Linked DNA regions of Homo sapiens: region 2 is linked to region 1. Evidence: read pairs that join two places in POLR2A ChIA-PET (ENCODE). Cell type or tissue: PC-9. All regions are shown on one strand. Each heading gives the region's core, and the rest is flanking DNA. Links, peaks and the distances in the headings are about the cores only. Region 1 holds the start of PIWIL4 (piwi like RNA-mediated gene silencing 4). Region 2 holds the start of C11orf97 (chromosome 11 open reading frame 97).

Region 1 (8,284 bases), core at 1-8,000:
AAAACGAAATCATGAAATTAAAACTCAGAAAGTAGAAGAGAATGACATATTTGTCCCCAATCTTCAGTCCTCTTTACTGGCTAATATACCTACGTTAATATCTTACTCAGACAAGATCCCTAGAAGGAGAAAACTGTTAGAAGAAACCTTGGAAAGACTCAAACTTGAGAGAAAAGATAACGCACTACTTCGTAACAGAGAGGAGGAGATACATGCAGAGGAAGGCATTGTTCAGGCTAGAGACAGAGGTAGGAGAAAACGAAACCATGCGCAATAAGCATTCTACACACCAATGGCGAGGCTTGGATGCGCCCCACTTCTGTGGCACTGGGGCTGCGGGCGATGCCTCTGGCCTTCACTCGGGCTCTTCCACTCATGTTCCCGGTGAGCCCAGAGTGGCCACAAGAGCTGCAAAGTCTCAGTTAGGATATGTTTTGCTTTGGCTACAGATGGCGACGGTGTGACGGCGAAACTGCCTGGAGGCGGTGGATGTCCAGCATCCACAACCAACGCCGGGGCTGGAAATGCGTCCGAGGCCCGTGCGTGGGTGGAGAAGGCGCGCTGGGGCGTAGGGGTTGGCGCGAGCACGTGGGCCTGTGCAGGACTTCCTTTTTCTTCCCATTACTTCCACCCCCACCCCCAAATTTGGCATTATCCAGCTTTTTCATTTTTACCAATCTTATGTGTATTGGGTGGCATCAAACAATAATTTTTTTTTCAGTTTGTATTTTCTGCTCACCAATGAGGGTAAGTACCTCTTCATACATGTGATAGTTTTGGAGTTTTCCATTCTGCAAATTGCCTGTCGTATCCGTTGCCCATTTTTAAAGTTGAGTGTCTCATCTTTGTGATTTGGAAGAAAACTTTTTTTTAAAAAATTGCAAATATGCAAATATCTACTTCCTATCTATCACTTGTTAATTTTTACTATGAAATGCTTTAACCAAAATCCTAAATTTCGATGTTGTCAAATTCAGCCATTTTAAAATTCGTGCTTTTTGGGTCTTTTTAAAAGAAAATTCCACCTGTCCTCAGTTTACAAGGACAAGGACATTATATAATATTTTCTTTTCATTAACTTCGTAAGTGTACTGTTCACAGCAAGTATCTTCAATCCCTCAGGTATTTACACTCACACATATGTAAGTATACATGCAATGTGAGTGAGATAGAAGTCCAACTTTATCTCCATATAGTGAGCCATTCTTCCTTGACATCATCTGTTAAATAGCATATACTTTCTCTAATACTTTGTGAAGCCACCTCCAGCAAATGACAGATTCCCACGTATCAATAGATCTAGTCTGTGCCTTCCATTTCTGCACCAAGACTTCAACACTTTGTATCATTATTTCTTTGTGTTATTCATAGAATCTGGTGGTATAAGTCTTTGCTTTTTGATATTTTTTCCAACTGATTTATTTATTCACAGACTTTATTCTTCCATATAAATTTTAAAATAAGTTCGTCAAGTTTCTTTAAATATCTTGCTTAAATTTCAGTAGCATTGTATCCAATATATAAATCAATTTAGGAAGAACTTACATCTTTACAATGTTAGATTTCTCCATTTATTCAAGTCTTTCTTTTTATCTTTTAATAGAGTTTAATTTTTTTCATAAAAGTCTCATATACTGAGTTAACTTTTGAAAATTTCATAGTTTTTGTTACTATTGTGAACTATATCTTCTTGTCATGTTTCATACTTGGTAATTATTAGTGTAGACACATGATACTGGTTTTTGTAAAGTTGATATTGTTTATCAAGCTTGCTGAATTCCTCAGTTCTTAGAGCTTGTCTTTTGATTTCATTGAATTTGTATGTAGATAATCATATCATCTACAAATAATGATAATTTTGTCTCATCCATTCTTATTCTTTTTCTTTTTATTTGTTTTTCTTGTCTTATGTTGCTCAGATTTTTCAGTACAATGTTGAAGGTTACTATGGTAGTTGGAATTCTTGTTTTCTTTCTGATTTTAAAGACTGAAATGTCTCCATTTTGTTTGATATTTGCTATAAAAATCTATTTTATAGACCTTATCATCTTAAGAAAGCTTTCTTCTATTCCTGCTTTTCAAAGATTATTTTAATTATAAATGTGTGTAGAATTTTATTAAATACTACCCTGGATTTGTTGAAAAGCTTGTGCTGAAGTTATAAGGGCACATGTACAGGCTGTTCATCAGAGTATTATTTGGAGTGGCAGGTAGTTGCAGGCAGCTTATGTGCCCATCAGAAGGGCAACAGGTAGGTAAAATGTGGTAGACACATGGAGTGGATTACTAGGCTAACATTCAGGAATAATGACCTAAAAATATATTTAGCAACATGAATAAATCTTAAACACATTGTATTGAATAAAGGAAAAGCTTAAAAAAAGATTGAGATCTATACAATGGTAAAATATTACATTAATTTTTAAAACATTAAGGACACCTGTATATGGGATATGTACTAATTTTTTAAGTAAATATATATATCCAAGAACAGACACAATAGATTATGTACTTATATAAGGGAATAAAACAGGAATGTGAATGGGGCAGAGAAAGAGAAAGCAAAAGACAGTATAATATAATATAGAACTTGCACAGACCCGTGAGAATCATACAAAATGAATCAAAGAATATGATTAATTCAATTTTCTGTACTTGGGGACTGAAAATTTAATAAATATAATAGCTAATGTTTATTGAATACCTACAGTATGCTAGGCATTATTGCCCCAGTTTTATAGATTAGGAAATTAAAGCTTAGGCAAACTAAGTGACTTGCCCAAGGCCCTACATTATGTGGCATAGCTGGGATCCCAATTCAAGTCTGTCAGCCTGTAAAGCTCACACTGTATCCACTCATCTTCTACTCTCCTCCCTCCAAGAAGGTGATCTGCCTTACTTTTGATGCAGCTCTTACTATAGGAAAAAGCCCAAAGCCTGTGTGTTATGCCCTGCTCTGCCATTCTATTTATTCTCCATTAGAATACCCTTTCATCAGGTTCTCTTGGAACATATTAACCCTGACTGCTGGCAAGTGCAAGAGACAATGATGGCCTTGGGCAGAGATGGCCAGCCTTGGACTTGGTTCAGTGAAGCTACTCTAATGAATAATAATAGATTTCTTTGAAAATGAAAGAGTCTGAAAGTTGTGAGTGATCATAAACTGCTGTGCTACAAAGGAGGGGCAGATGGAAAACACAGTGTGGACAAGGAATCTGCTTCTGAAAATCTGTGCTTTGTTTCTGAATGTAAGAATAGTCTCCAGCCCATGTTTTCCAAATTTACCACCTCCTGATACCACATTCCTTTTCATGTGACCTGCATTGATGTGGTAACATGACAGAGTGACAAGAAAGGCTAAGAATACATGAGACCTTTGAACAGTCAGATCCCTTCGATTTTCCAAATACTAATGTGTTATAAAATCAGAAATATTGATGATTTCTAATTATTATCTGCATTTTTCAACTCTCTTCTATGATTGCTATGATAACCGACATACAAATCAGTCACATTGTGCCTTCCACATAGGGTTTTTTAAATGCACGTGTACTTTCCCTGTGGGAGTGATAGATGCAGGAGGAAGATAAGAGGGGGGTTCCCGGAGAACCTCTGACTGGCCTGCACACTGGGAGAATGGGGTTGGAGCCACAGCAAGTTGGAACCAACCGCTGGCAGTGGGGAGGAGCCTGGGCTCTTCAGTTCCTATATGTGGCCTGGAATGAATCTCTGAGGTGGGGGCCTGTCGCTTTGCTGAAAGTTTTTTTCCTTCTCGCCCAATAAATTCTGCTTCCTCACCCTTCAATGTGTGTGCATGCCTAACTTTTCCTGGTCATGTGACAAGAACTCGGTTTTAGCTGAACTAAGGAGCAAAGTTCTCCATCAGTAGGGAGGCAGTACGGTAAGGTTACAGGTATGCATGGCATAAGGTTAATGTCAGGCAGACCAGAGTTTGTATCCCAACTCCATTGTTTACTAGCTTTCTCACCCAAGGAAATTTATGTAATCTCATTTAGGCTCAGTTTATTTGACTATAAAGTGGGGATAGTGACACTAGGATTTCTCAGCCTTAGCAGTATTCACATTTTGGACTGGAAAATTCTCTGTTGTGGAAGGCTGTCCTATGCCTTGCAGGATGTTTAGCAGTATCTCTCGCCTCTACTCACTAGATGGTAGTAGCATTCCCTCTAATTGTAACAGCCAAAAATATCTCTAGACATGACTCACTGTATCCTGGAGGGCAAGTCACTCCTGGCTGAGAATCGCTGAGATATGTCTACCCCAAGGATTGTTTTGAGGATTAAATGAAATAATAATGATGTTTGTATGGTGTTTGCCACACAATAAAAATTGCATAATTTATTATTATTATTATCGTGTGTGGTGAACAAATTTTATAAAAATGAATTCAGTACATTTTTTGCAGTGTGTCATACTTTTGAACTTGCATCAGGATCACTCCATGTGCATGTATTGGCTCAGGATACTGCTAGTCATAGGTGCCTCTTGTCTCATGCCACCCTTCCTTCACATTTTTCTCAGTCCACCTTTCAACTCCAGCCATTGCTATGGCAATCAACTGCACACAGTGTAACCTGATAGCATCGCACCTCAACTGAATCCTGTATCTCTCAGTTCTGTCTAGGGCTTCTCTGCTACAGCAGGACACCCACTCAGCCATACTGACACAGAAGCAAACCTCAAGTTAACACCTTCATGGGGCAACCTTTCGCCAAAAGGGGTGGGAGAATGTGGATAAATCCTCCCTCTTCCATCCACTGGGCAGACAATTCTACAGTGCATTCTTTAGCCTCACAGAGGGTCCGTAGTGGGGTCAAGTACCAGATGCCACAGAAGTCATGAGCTTGATAATGCATTCTTGAGTTGAATTTCATCCTCCCTTATTTCACTCTTCCCAGGCCCTCTCTCCTGTTCCTTGCTGTCACTAAAATAAACCACCCACTTTCAAGCCCTTATCTCAGGTTTATTTGGGAGGAAACTTAAGCTAACATAGTTCAGTAGGAAAATATAGTATTCATTCTAAAACAGATTCCATGCTTGCTGTGAAATACTGTAAATGGTAATGGTTCCAAGCATTAGTATCTAAATGTCCAAGCATTAGTGTCTAAATTTTATCAATGAGAAGCCACAGTCCGAAGATTTGCCTAAACTCATCCTGCAAGTCAGCTGTAAAAATTAGTTTTTCAGTTATTCAGTCTTGTCTGTGGCTGTAACTTAATTTTTTAAATGATTTTTTATTAGGTAGACCCTGATCATGTACAAGTGTAGGCCTGTTCACATCAGCTAATTTATTTGACAATACCCATGGTTCCTGCTAACACAAAATTAATTCCTCAGGCACAGGTGTAGGTGGTTCAACATCTGTAGAATTAGTGCATCAATATGTTACCTTCATTGGGCCTTCTTTTAATAATACTGGATTAATTTTGAACTGTCTCATTCTTTTAACTTTTTATTTTGCAATATATCACATTTACAGAAAAGTTGCAAGGATAACGCAAAGAATGCCCATAAACCTTTTACCAAGATTCACCAATTAACATTTTGCTATATTTGCCTTATTATTTTTTCTTTGTATGTGTGTGTGTGCATATATATATATCTATATATATATATATATTTTTTTTTTTTCTGGTCCATGTTGCAAAGAAGTTGACATCATGACCTTTGACTCTTAAATAGTTTAGTGTGCACAGCAGATCTTTGAATAATGTCGCTTCATTCAACATCATTTCCTTATAATGTTGATGAGAAAAAAATCTATTTTCAGCCACGGCCCCTGGAGTGGGCATATTCTTCCCATGTCTACCTGAGTTTTATCTGGATACTCCAATTGCCTCCCACATCCCAAAGCTGTGCGTGTTAGGTTCATTGGCATGTCTACAAGGTCCACGTCTAAGTGAATGTTGGTGTGGATGTGAGTGTTCCCTGCAATGGAATGGAGTCCTGTTCAGGAAGGGTTCCTGAGCTGCTGGGATAGGCTCCAGCTACCCATGACCCTAAACTGGAAAATGTGGGTAAATAATTATCTTACTTGTTTTTATTAATCTTTCTTAAATGTATGTATAGCTTACATTTCAATGTTTAATATTAGAAGTGTTTTGAGTCTGTATTTAGAAGTTTGGTGATATCTTTGTCACCAGAAGTAAGCCATAGGAACTTAACTCTTGTTTACATCAATTAGCCGCCTATGGTAAAATTGGTTTCATAATACGTTGTTTGGCTTAAAGTCGAAGTTTCCAAGAATCTACTGACAACGTTGAGGACTTACTATATTTGTTAGGTGTAAGAATATTTTTCATTCCCTTATACAACAACAGTACAATTATCTACATCAGGAGATTTAAAATGGGTAAATACTACTGATTAAACTATAGTCCATAGTTAACTTTGCTAAGTGTCCTCAAAAAAGCAATTTTTTTTCTGGCCTGGAATATGGTTAGGTCAGAATAATGCATTGCATTTAGTTGTCATGCTTTTTTACTCTTCTTGAATCTGTAACATGAACAGTCTTGCTTTCTTTTTTAAAACAAATTGTGAAAAATATATTATTGATATGTTCAGAGAAAGAAAAATTCACATTAAGCATTAGATGTTAAACTGCTTAAACATTGTAATGGAAATCTTTCCAAAATGCATCATCTGCTTCCTTGTCCCATTGTGCTCCAGAAAGGATTTAAGATTATTTCTATATGTACAAGATAAAAGAGGAGGAAATGGTTACAAGAGAGAGCTTTTCTATTCCCTAGTTCTTCCCCTAGTTTCCTCTCCATTAGGTTTGCACTTCCTCACATAAGCACTCTCTTTCCCTAAGAAAATCCATCCACCTCCAACAGGAAGTCCCCCATTCCAATGACCCAGTGATGTCATTTTGACTTTCCTCAGCTGTAAGCACTTTCCTTTGTGAGCTCTTTCTTCCATTACAAGAAAAAATTCTCTCTCTCTCTGTCTCTCTCTCTCTTTTTTTTTTTTTAATAGATGGAGTCTCACTCTTGCCGCCCAGGCTGGAGTGCAGTAGCACGATCTCGGCTCACTGCAACCTCTGCCTCCTGAGTTCAAGCGATTCTCCTGCCTCAGCCTCCCAAGTAGCTGGGACTACAGGCATGTGCCACCATGCCCAGCTAATTTTTGTATCTTTAGTAGAGACGAGGTTTCACCATGTTTGCCAGAATGGTCTCAAACTCCTGACCTCAGGTGATCCGCCCGCCTCGGCATCCCAAAGTGCTGGGATTACAGGCATGAGCCAGCGTGCCCAGCCAAATTTTTTCTCTTTTGATTTTAAAAGAAATTAAAACATTTTCATGGGCCCCCAAAAGCACTGTGGGCCCTATGCACTGTGCTTATGGTGCCCAACAGATAACACTGGTCTTGCTCTCACCCCCATATGCATTCTGCAAACTGAGTGATTAGATGTAGAAGCACACTCAGTGAATGCAGCAATCAGGTCAGGGATGGCCACTGGCTCCCAGGCCCTACAGAAGCGTGCAGAAGGTGGGGTGAGGGAGGATCCCTGGCCCTCTAATGTCAATGGCCAGGGTAGACCTGGGTCCTTTGCAGTAGTCCCTTCTGTGTGAGCTGCAGGCATGTCCACTTACTCTGTTTAATTATGGAATGTGTTAGAGCAGTGCATGCATCTCTCCCAAGGACAGGTAACATATAGAGGAGGGTAGGGAGCAGGACCGCCTCCATTCATACTGGGAAAGGAAATATTTTCTCAATTAGCAAAGCTCTTCCCTGTTTTCCCCAAGTCAGTACTTCCGCCCTTATTGTACGGAGTTGTATTTGGTGTCTTTCCAGCTCCAGCTTGGGGCCTACCAGGATAAACAAGGAAGTTAGATTCCCTCAACATTGGCTGCTTATTTTGTTACCCTAAGAAGGGTCTCCCAATTTATGACTATAGTAAGGACTCAGTTAAAACTTTTGATTTTCTCAGTGCTGGGTGATTGGAATGGAGGGATATCTTTCATTAGCAACTCTGTAAATAAAGGAGCATTACCAAGAGTAACAAACAGGCCTAAGATCTACAAAGTTCAGAGTTGTTGACCTCAGTCTGAAAAATTGGGAACAGTAAGCCTTCTGTTAACCACTGAACTCAGCCCCAGTAATTCCCTTACTGAACTCATGCCTCAAATAACAATGACCCCAATCCACACTATTGTCAGACTTCATGGCTAGTCAAGTCTTCCCACATGGAGTATGAAAGCTGAGATTTCTTGAGGTAATACGATTCAAATTTGGTAACATCCTAATTGGTTCAGACCCT
Region 2 (8,342 bases), core at 149-8,148, 52 kb after region 1:
TACTTTCAGGGTCTCATTCTTGTTTCCCCAAAGTTGGAAGTCATATGAATAAAATATGGGATCAGCATTACTGAAGCCTAACTTTGGTTTAATCTGTTAAATCATGATCTTCAGGCAGAAAAAGGGTTCACAAACTTGGCTAGGAAGAAAACTAAGCCTATAACAGAACAACAGAAAGGAAAAGACCACCTGCTCTCAGTTCAGATCTCCTGACAAATTTCAGCCCTGGTGCTAGGAAAATGCACAGAAGAAATCATTAAAGGTGATTTGAAGAATTGTGGTAATTGGGAGAGTACTAAGGAGCTAGTACGGGTAAATATCTCCTGCTCAGGAGAAGAAAGGAAAGGAGGGGAGAGGGGGCAGAACTTTCAGGCAGAAAAAGGTTTCACAAACTTGGCCAGGAAGGAAAGGAGAGGAGAGGAAAGGAAAAAGGGAAGGAAAGGAGAAAGGACAAAAGAAAGGAAAGGAGAAAGGAAAGAGGAAAGGAAAAGGAAAAAAAAGGAGAAAGGGAAAGGAAAGGAAGGAAAAGGAAAGGAAGGGAAAGCAAATTTAAAAAAGAAAGAAGGAAGGAAGGGAAAGAGAGAGAGAAAGAAAATTCTACAAACTCTACCATAGCAGTTTGATGTTGACCTTTACCAGCATTTTAAGTGGATTGGTCGATAGATGTCTTGTGTGTATAGAGGATGAGAAGCTGTGATCACTGAGAAGTATGACTAAGAACAGTATTATTCCAGAATTTCTTTTGAAACAATTATTATTCCACGTTTTTTGGATTTTTTTTTGTTGTTTTTTGTTTTTTTTCCTGAGAGCTAATAACAATTGCATCTTATATATATTATTATTTCTCTTTCTCACAATGACCTATGGGCAAGTATAATTATTCCTGTTTTATAGTTGAGAAAGTAGCTTCCTTGAGTCATAAAACTAAAATAATGAAAATGAGAAGCCACACCTACCTGAGTCTCCCAAGCTCCTACGGTTATTACAAATTATTCATAGTTTATTACAACGCACAGTTATAGATCCACCACACTCTACTAATCAGTTCATACCTAGAATACAGGTTTCAGTGATATGATACACTGGAGATTGTTGGAAGAAGTGGCCAGCCAGCCAGGTTAGAGCACTACAAGTGATCCTAAAGGTGACATTGGCCAGGCGCGGTGGCTCATGCCTGTAATCCCAACATTTTGGGAGGCTGAGGTGGGCAGATTACTTGAGGTCAGGAGTCCAAGACCAGCCTGGCCAACATGGTGAAACCCCATCTCTACTAAAAATACAAAAATTAGCCAGGCGTGATGGTGCATGCCTGTGGTCCCAGCTACCTGGAAGGCTGAGGCCAAAGAATTGCTTGAACCCAGGAAGGGGAAGTTGCGGTGAGCCGAGATCGCGCCACTGTACTCCAGCCTGGGCAACAGAGTAAGACTCTGTCTAAAAAAAAAAAAAAAAAAAAAAAGGCAAAAATAAATAAAAAATAAAGGTGACATTAAGTCTATGAAAGATTTGGTTGGTGCTCAAGGAGCTGCCTTTATATAATTCAAGGATGTTTACAAGCAAACAACCACACTTCGTGTTTGAGAGCAGGACTGTGATTAGGGAATATAGGGAATAGAAGCTGTAAAGAGACTGAAGACTTTTCCAATAATTACAGACATTTGAAAAATTGACTGAGTACTTTGTGCTTGTGCGAACAGCCTGTCTCTACTTAGGCTGAGTCCCTAAAAGGAGGTTCTGAGGGAGGCTGAGGCAGGAACTCTTTCATTTTCCCACCCCAACTTTGTGAGCTTGTGAAAGTTTGGACACCTGCCTTAAGTCATTAGTTCTTTCCCTGAAACTTGTGGAATGCCTAGCATGTAATAAAGACTCAATATGTTAAATTGATGAGTGAATGTTAATCCCACCTTTTACTCCTAGAGCCACAGGACTAAAGAAACTTAGAAACTAGCATCTTTAATGGGGAAATTTCCTGATAGAATTTGAAGTAGGAGGCTGGGCGTGGTGGCTCATGCCTGTAATCCCAGCACTTTGGGAGGCTGAGGCGAGCGGATCACTCGAGGCCAGGAGTTGAAGACCAGCCTGACCAACATGGCGATACCCTGTCTCTACTAAAAATGCGAAAACATTAGCCGGGCATGGTGGTGTGTGCCTGTAATCTCAGCTACTCAGGAGGCTGATGCATGAGAATTGCTTGAACCCAGGAGGCTGAGTTGCAGTGAGCCCAGATCATGCCACTGCACTCCAGCCTGGCAACAGAGTTGTCTAAAAATAATAATAATCATAATAATTTTAAGTAGGAGTAAAGAATCTCCATTACCCAAGTATACTGAATTTATGTGCTCTAAGCAAGGCCTCTGCATGCTGCTGATAATAATAACAAAAGGAATGACATTTCATAGTCATACTGGAGCTGATGCCCAGGGAAGAGGCCCCTTTCACCAGGAGGCAGTAGTTCTGTAACTTCTTGATGAGGTCTCTGGGGAGGAGAGTGTGTGGTCCACCAAGCACAAGTATGGAGGTGCTTCAGCCCAACCCTCCCTCCTGGGGCCTCCCGGTGCAGAGGAACCTTGGAGAAACCCAGTCTGCTCTCCAGAGATGCAGTCAAGAAGGTGCTGCAGGAAGGCTGGAAACTACTCTGTTCCTCTGGCTTATTCTTCTCACCATCATTCCTTAGCACCTACTGAAGACCTGGGGGTGCAAGAGGCTGTGAAATATCTGTTAATTCATGAAACAGTATGGGTGAATAACAACCTGGCTAGGACTCAAATTACAACCACTTCCATTATGGCTGTGGGCCAGAACTGTCTTTACCTATTTGAATATTGTGTGTTTGTCAGGGCAGAGAGCAAAGAACAGTGCGTTAAAATGTAGCCCATAATTATGAGATTCTAAAAGGATTGGGTAATTGTAGACTGAGAGTCCAAGAGATGGAAGTTAAAAGTGATTTTAGTATTTCGCCTGCACTGACTGGCTGTGGCAAGTCTCTTTCCTCTGGTCTAGATCTCAATTTCCTCATCTGTAAAATGAAATAACTGGCAAAATGAGCTGCGTGTTTCTAAGGGTGTATACGCATACATACATACATACACATATACATATACAAATGTGTATATAAAATGGTATACATATAAATGTGTGTGTGTGTGTGTGTGTGTTAATTCCTTTCAGAATAACGCCACTATGATTAAATTGGAGCTGATGCCCAGACCCTGAATTCAGGCAGGCTATCGGGAAGGAGGGCTTGGAAAGATGGACCTATGCTTTCTGCCACAGTGCCATCATCTCTGGTTCTGCCAAAAGCAGCAGCTCCACCTCCCCTGCCCCAAACCTTCTCAGCCAGTCCCACTGCGGTTTCCCCCAATTGCCCTGTCACTCGTTCTCCACGCCCCTCCTCCCAGTAGCGTCCGCGGCTGGAGCTGAACTCACACTGCTGGCCGTGCTCTAGGGGGCCGCGGCCGGGTTCCCCGCGCGCCCCGCACCCCAGCCCTGCTGGCGGAGGAGGCTGCTCCTCTTCGCGACCCGCCTTGGGCGCCACCACTGCGGTCACCACCACCGCCTCCTCGCCTGTCATGCCGCAGCGGTCTTCCGAGAGCCCTGGGCACGGTTTCCTTCTCAGCTCAGTCGCAGGCAGCCCAGCATGCGAGGCGTCTCGGGTTGCCATAGTGACTGCCGATTCTCCCCGCCCCCAGCCGGCCTTCCGAGGCCCTAGGTATTCCGCGCACCAAAGAAGGTGCTGAAGTTATGGGGCTGGGGTTATTATTATCATTGACCAAAGCAAAGGACTTTCCATTAATTTCTCGTTAATTTATTGTTAATTTCTCACACGAGCTCGGCAAGAGAGGCTTTACTATTCCCAGAGAATCCGAGATTCAGAAAAAGCGAAGGAAACTGCATAAGGCCTCATAGCTAGGAAGCGGCACCGTTGGAATGTGGACTCAGAAGTCTGGTCCCAAGCCGACAGAACAGATCACTGCCCAGAACAGAAAAGTTAGAAGTGGAACCGGTGTGCAGGTGAGTGCAAGGCACCGTCGCTGGTTTCACGCAGCCTTGTGCCTGTCGCGTCCTGCTCCCTGCTACACACACGCAACGTGATTGAATAAGTAAATACTGAGGATTCCCAACTTTCACGTTGTGAATTATTATATTAAGCACATTGTAGTTTCCAAGCTCTTTTGTATTCACAAAATAACAAACTAATAACTAACTTTACAGATGAAATCAAATTCAGCAAATTTTAATTTGAAGAGCAAGTAGAAAAATTCAGGGTTTTATTTGGAGCATAAGGTTGCTTTTGTCTTGGTTTGGTTTTGCAGGCCTTAAAAATGGATTACGTTGTGGTGTTAATTTTATGGAAGTTGAATGTGCATTGTTTTATAGTATTAAATCGTTCTACAAGGCTTGCAACCAAATATAGGAGACCTCTTCTGTCTCCACTGTACCCCAGAGCCAAACACTTTTAATACCAAATCCTTATATTGCTGCTTTTTATGTTTTTCAATTTTAGATATCATGTTGATTTCCTACGATGAAAGACGAGATTTCTCTCTCTTTCATACTCCCTGTGTCACATATACTTATTGCTCCTTTATACTCCCATTATAGATAAATTGAAATTTTGGCTAGAGTAATATTTGTTTACATTACTATGACAATTGTATTAGGCTAGTCTTGCATTGCTATATACCTGAAACTGGGTAATTTATAAAGAAAAAAGGTTTAGTTGGCTCACAGTTCTTCAGGCTTTACAGGAAGCATGATGCTGGCATCTGCTTGGCTTCTGGTGAAGCCTCCGGAAACTTACAATCATGGTGGAAGGCAAAGGAGGAACAGGCAGCTCACATAGCAAAAGCAGGAGATCGCTCTCTCTTTCTTTCTCTCTGTAGAGAGATATCTATCTATATCTATCTATATATATAGAGAGAGAGCGAGAGGCAATTAAAAGGTTGTGTGGAAAGGTTGCGTTCCTTTTTTATATCTCTGTATTTTTGCACTATTTTCTGAGAGATTTTTCTTAACATGAGTTTGAATTTCAAACTGCTCTCCAGTACCCACAGTGTTTCTCCAGGCAGTTCAGGCACTCCTCATTCATTTAATACATATTCATTGAATGACTGCTTTGTGTCAGGAGCTATTATATGTGCTAAGGATGCAGCCATGAACAAAACATACAAAAATCCCTGCCCTTATGTAGTTGAGCTCACATTCTGCCTAAGATTTGATTTGAACAGAGTTGTTGACATGTTTGTACGTGTGTGTATAACTTTTACCTAACATGTTTGGAGTGAATTCATCGCCATTCTCACCCAGCTATGTTACTGCCAACATGCCTTGGCTTTTGCTAAGCCCTTCGGCTATCAGAAGTCCATATGGCTGAAATAATTTGATGGGTGAGTTATGGCAACTCACCATGAGTTCTGATAGGTGAATTATGGCAACTCACCTATCAGAAGTCCAAATGGCAGAAATAATTTCCAAAAAGTTATTCTAAATGACTTATATTCACTATATCCTTACCTAATATGGGTTTATATAATTTGAAAGCAAAAACACCTAGATTTCATTTGATTGACTCATGATGCTATTTTAACATTATGTTCTTAGTTTTTATCAAGAAGCAGTGGGAAAAAAGTCAAATAAGAAATATTTCAGAATTTTAAGTGAAACTATTTTTAAAGATGCTGTTCATTCTGTCAACTGTCATTTGTTAGTTCTCACAGAATAAACTTCTTTAAGATTAGTTTCACCAATATCAGAAATGGTAAATCTATACCTAAAGATCTTACAGGCATTAAAAAGATAGGAAGATATTTTGAATAATTTGATGCTAGTAAATTTGACAACTTAGATAAAATAGAGAAATTACTTAAAAGCTTTCCAAAATAGACACAAGAAGAAATATAGCTTTAATAGAAGTAGTTATAAAAATATAACTACTAAAAATATGGAATTTAAAATTAAAACACATACCACAAAGAAAAAGCCTCACTGGTATCTTCCAAACATTTAAGAATGAAATAACACCAGTTCTGTCTAACCTCTTGCAGGAATTAAAAAAAAATGTTAACACTTCCCAACTCATCTTTATACCAAAATCTGAAAGAACATTACTAAAAAGGAAAATTATAGGTCAATATCTCTCAAGAAGATCAATTCAGATATTAAATAAAATATTAGCAAATATAACCCAAATGTAGCGTGTTAAAAAATGGATAATACATACATCACGATCAAGTTTTGATCATTGCAGGAATGCAAGGTTGTTTAAAATCAATACTGTATAACTTACCACATTAAAAAAATAAAAAAGGAAGAAATTAAACTGTTATTGGCTGTCAACATGGCTGTATACATAGAAAATTCAGGCCAGGCAAGGTGGGTCACGCCTGTAATCCAGCACTTTGGGAGGCTGAGGCGAGTGGATCATGAGGTCAAGGGATCGAGACCATCTGGCCAACATGGTGAAAACCCGTCTCTACTAAAAATACAAAAATTAGCTGGGCGTGGTGGTACGTGCCTGTAGTCCCAGCTACTCCGGAGGCTGAGGCAGGAGAATCACTTGAACCCGGGAGGTAGAGGTTGCAGTGAGCTGAGATCGCATCACTGCACTCCAGCCTGGCAACAGAGCAAGACTCCATCTCAAAAAGAAAAAAAAGAAAATTCAAATGAATGTACAGGTAAGCTATTGGAATTAATAAATTTATCAAGGGCAGTGGACACATGGTCAATAGAGAAAAATAAATGTTACTTTTATATAGTAAAAAAAATTAAAAATGGAATGTAAAAGACAATAACATTTATAACAGCATTGAGAGCCAAAAAAATACATTAAGGATAAATCTTTAAAAAGAGAGAACTCCAACTGAATACTCTAAAACGTTATCAAGAAAAAGTAATACCTAAATAAATGCAGAAATGTATTACAGTATATTCAAGAATTATAACACTGAATATTACAATGATGTTAATTTTCCTCAACTAGATCTAGAAATTTCATGTAATCTCAATATGAATCTCAGCAGGGTTGTTTAAAATAGATGTTGGCAAGGGGATTCTAAAATTAGAAAGTAAATGTAGCACTTTGGCAGGCTGAGGAGGGCGGATCACGAGGTCAAGAGTTTGAGACCAACCTGGCCAACATGGTGAAACCCCGTCTCTACTAAAAATACAAAAATTAACTGGGTGTGGTGGTGCGTGCCTGTAATCCCAGCTACTGGGGAGGCTGAGGCAGGAGAATGGCTTGAATCCAGGAGGCAGAGGTTGCAGTGAGCCGAGATCGTGCCACTGCACTCCAGCCTGGGTGAAAGAGCAAGACTCTGTCTCGAAAAAAAAAAAAAAAGGTAAATGTAGTGGGCCAAGACTGGTCAAAACAACTTTGAAAAATAAGAAAGAAGTTGGAATATCTACACTACCACATAATAAGACTTATGATAAAGCCAAAATATTAAAACTGTGGTATTGGGGCAAAGATAGCTCAATGAAATAAAATAGAATCTAGAAACAGACCCAACTAAATATGATCACCAGATAAATGATAAAAGTGTCACTGCAATGTAGTGTGTGTGTGTTTGTGTGAGGGGCTGTTCCTTTTAATAAGTGGCATTGATAAATTGGATATTAATATAGGAAAATGAACTTTGACTCCTACCGCATGTCAAATGCAAATATCAACTCAAAATAGCACTAAAGGTAAAACACAAAAGCTTCTAGAGTATAACAATGAAAAAAACCTTCATGATGTCTTCCTCATGTCTACCCTTTGGAGTAGACAACTACTTTTTAAACAGGAAACCAAAAGCACTAATCAAAAGAAGGCAATAGATATAGTAGAGGTCGTTAAAATTAAGATATTCTCAGGCCAGATGCTGTAGCTCATGCCTGTAATACCAGCACTTTAGGAGGCTGAGGCGGGAGGATGGCTTGAGCCCAGGAGTCTGAGAACAGCCTGGGGCAATATAGCAAGATTCTCTACAAAAACAAATACATGAATTAGTAGTCCTAGCTACTTGGGAGGCTGAGGCAGGAGAATTGCTTGAGCCGCAGAATTTGAGGCTGCACTGAGCTACGATCACACCAGTGCACTCCAGCCTGGGCAACAGCACAAGACCCTGTCTCTATAAAGTAAATAAATAAATAAAATTAAGATATTCTCTTCATTAAAATCACCAGTAAGAGTGTGAAAAGGCAAGCCACAGACCGAGAGAGCATATATCCAAAAAATAACTAGGATCCAGAATATATAAAGAACTTCTAAAAATAGGAAACGTGCACACATCCCAGAAAGAAAATGGAGAAAGATGAAGCACTTCATGAAAGAGAAGATCCAAGTGGTCAGTCATCACACATAA

What was found. ChIA-PET counts read pairs that join two places held together with the same protein. Peaks named below come from ENCODE experiments on the same cell type or tissue, not always from the same donor. Only the 100,000 strongest peaks of a DNase experiment are listed, where the experiment ranks them.
Region 2: POLR2A ChIA-PET joins it to region 1 with 12 read pairs; 5 of 35 experiments call an interaction of 5 or more read pairs at or near these places.

What each region holds. Positions count from the first base shown.
Region 1 is chr11:94,559,612-94,567,895 of GRCh38, reverse strand. PIWIL4 (piwi like RNA-mediated gene silencing 4) reads right to left here and starts at 528. Exons shown (of 20, transcript NM_152431.3): 1 at 291-528. The coding sequence starts at 377. All of the region lies in intron 4 of PIWIL4-AS1 (PIWIL4 antisense RNA 1), which reads left to right. RefSeq lists enhancers at 1-489, 490-991. In PC-9, for the core only: no CTCF peak of the experiment used is centred there; DNase peaks (open chromatin) are centred at 4,205 and 4,495.
Region 2 is chr11:94,507,755-94,516,096 of GRCh38, reverse strand. C11orf97 (chromosome 11 open reading frame 97) reads right to left here and starts at 3,636. Exons shown (of 4, transcript NM_001190462.2): 1 at 3,424-3,636. The coding sequence starts at 3,568. It also overlaps a transcript of MRE11 not described here. RefSeq lists a silencer at 3,388-3,607 and an enhancer at 3,460-3,978. In PC-9, for the core only: no CTCF peak of the experiment used is centred there; a DNase peak (open chromatin) is centred at 3,616; H3K4me3 peaks cover 1,484 bases.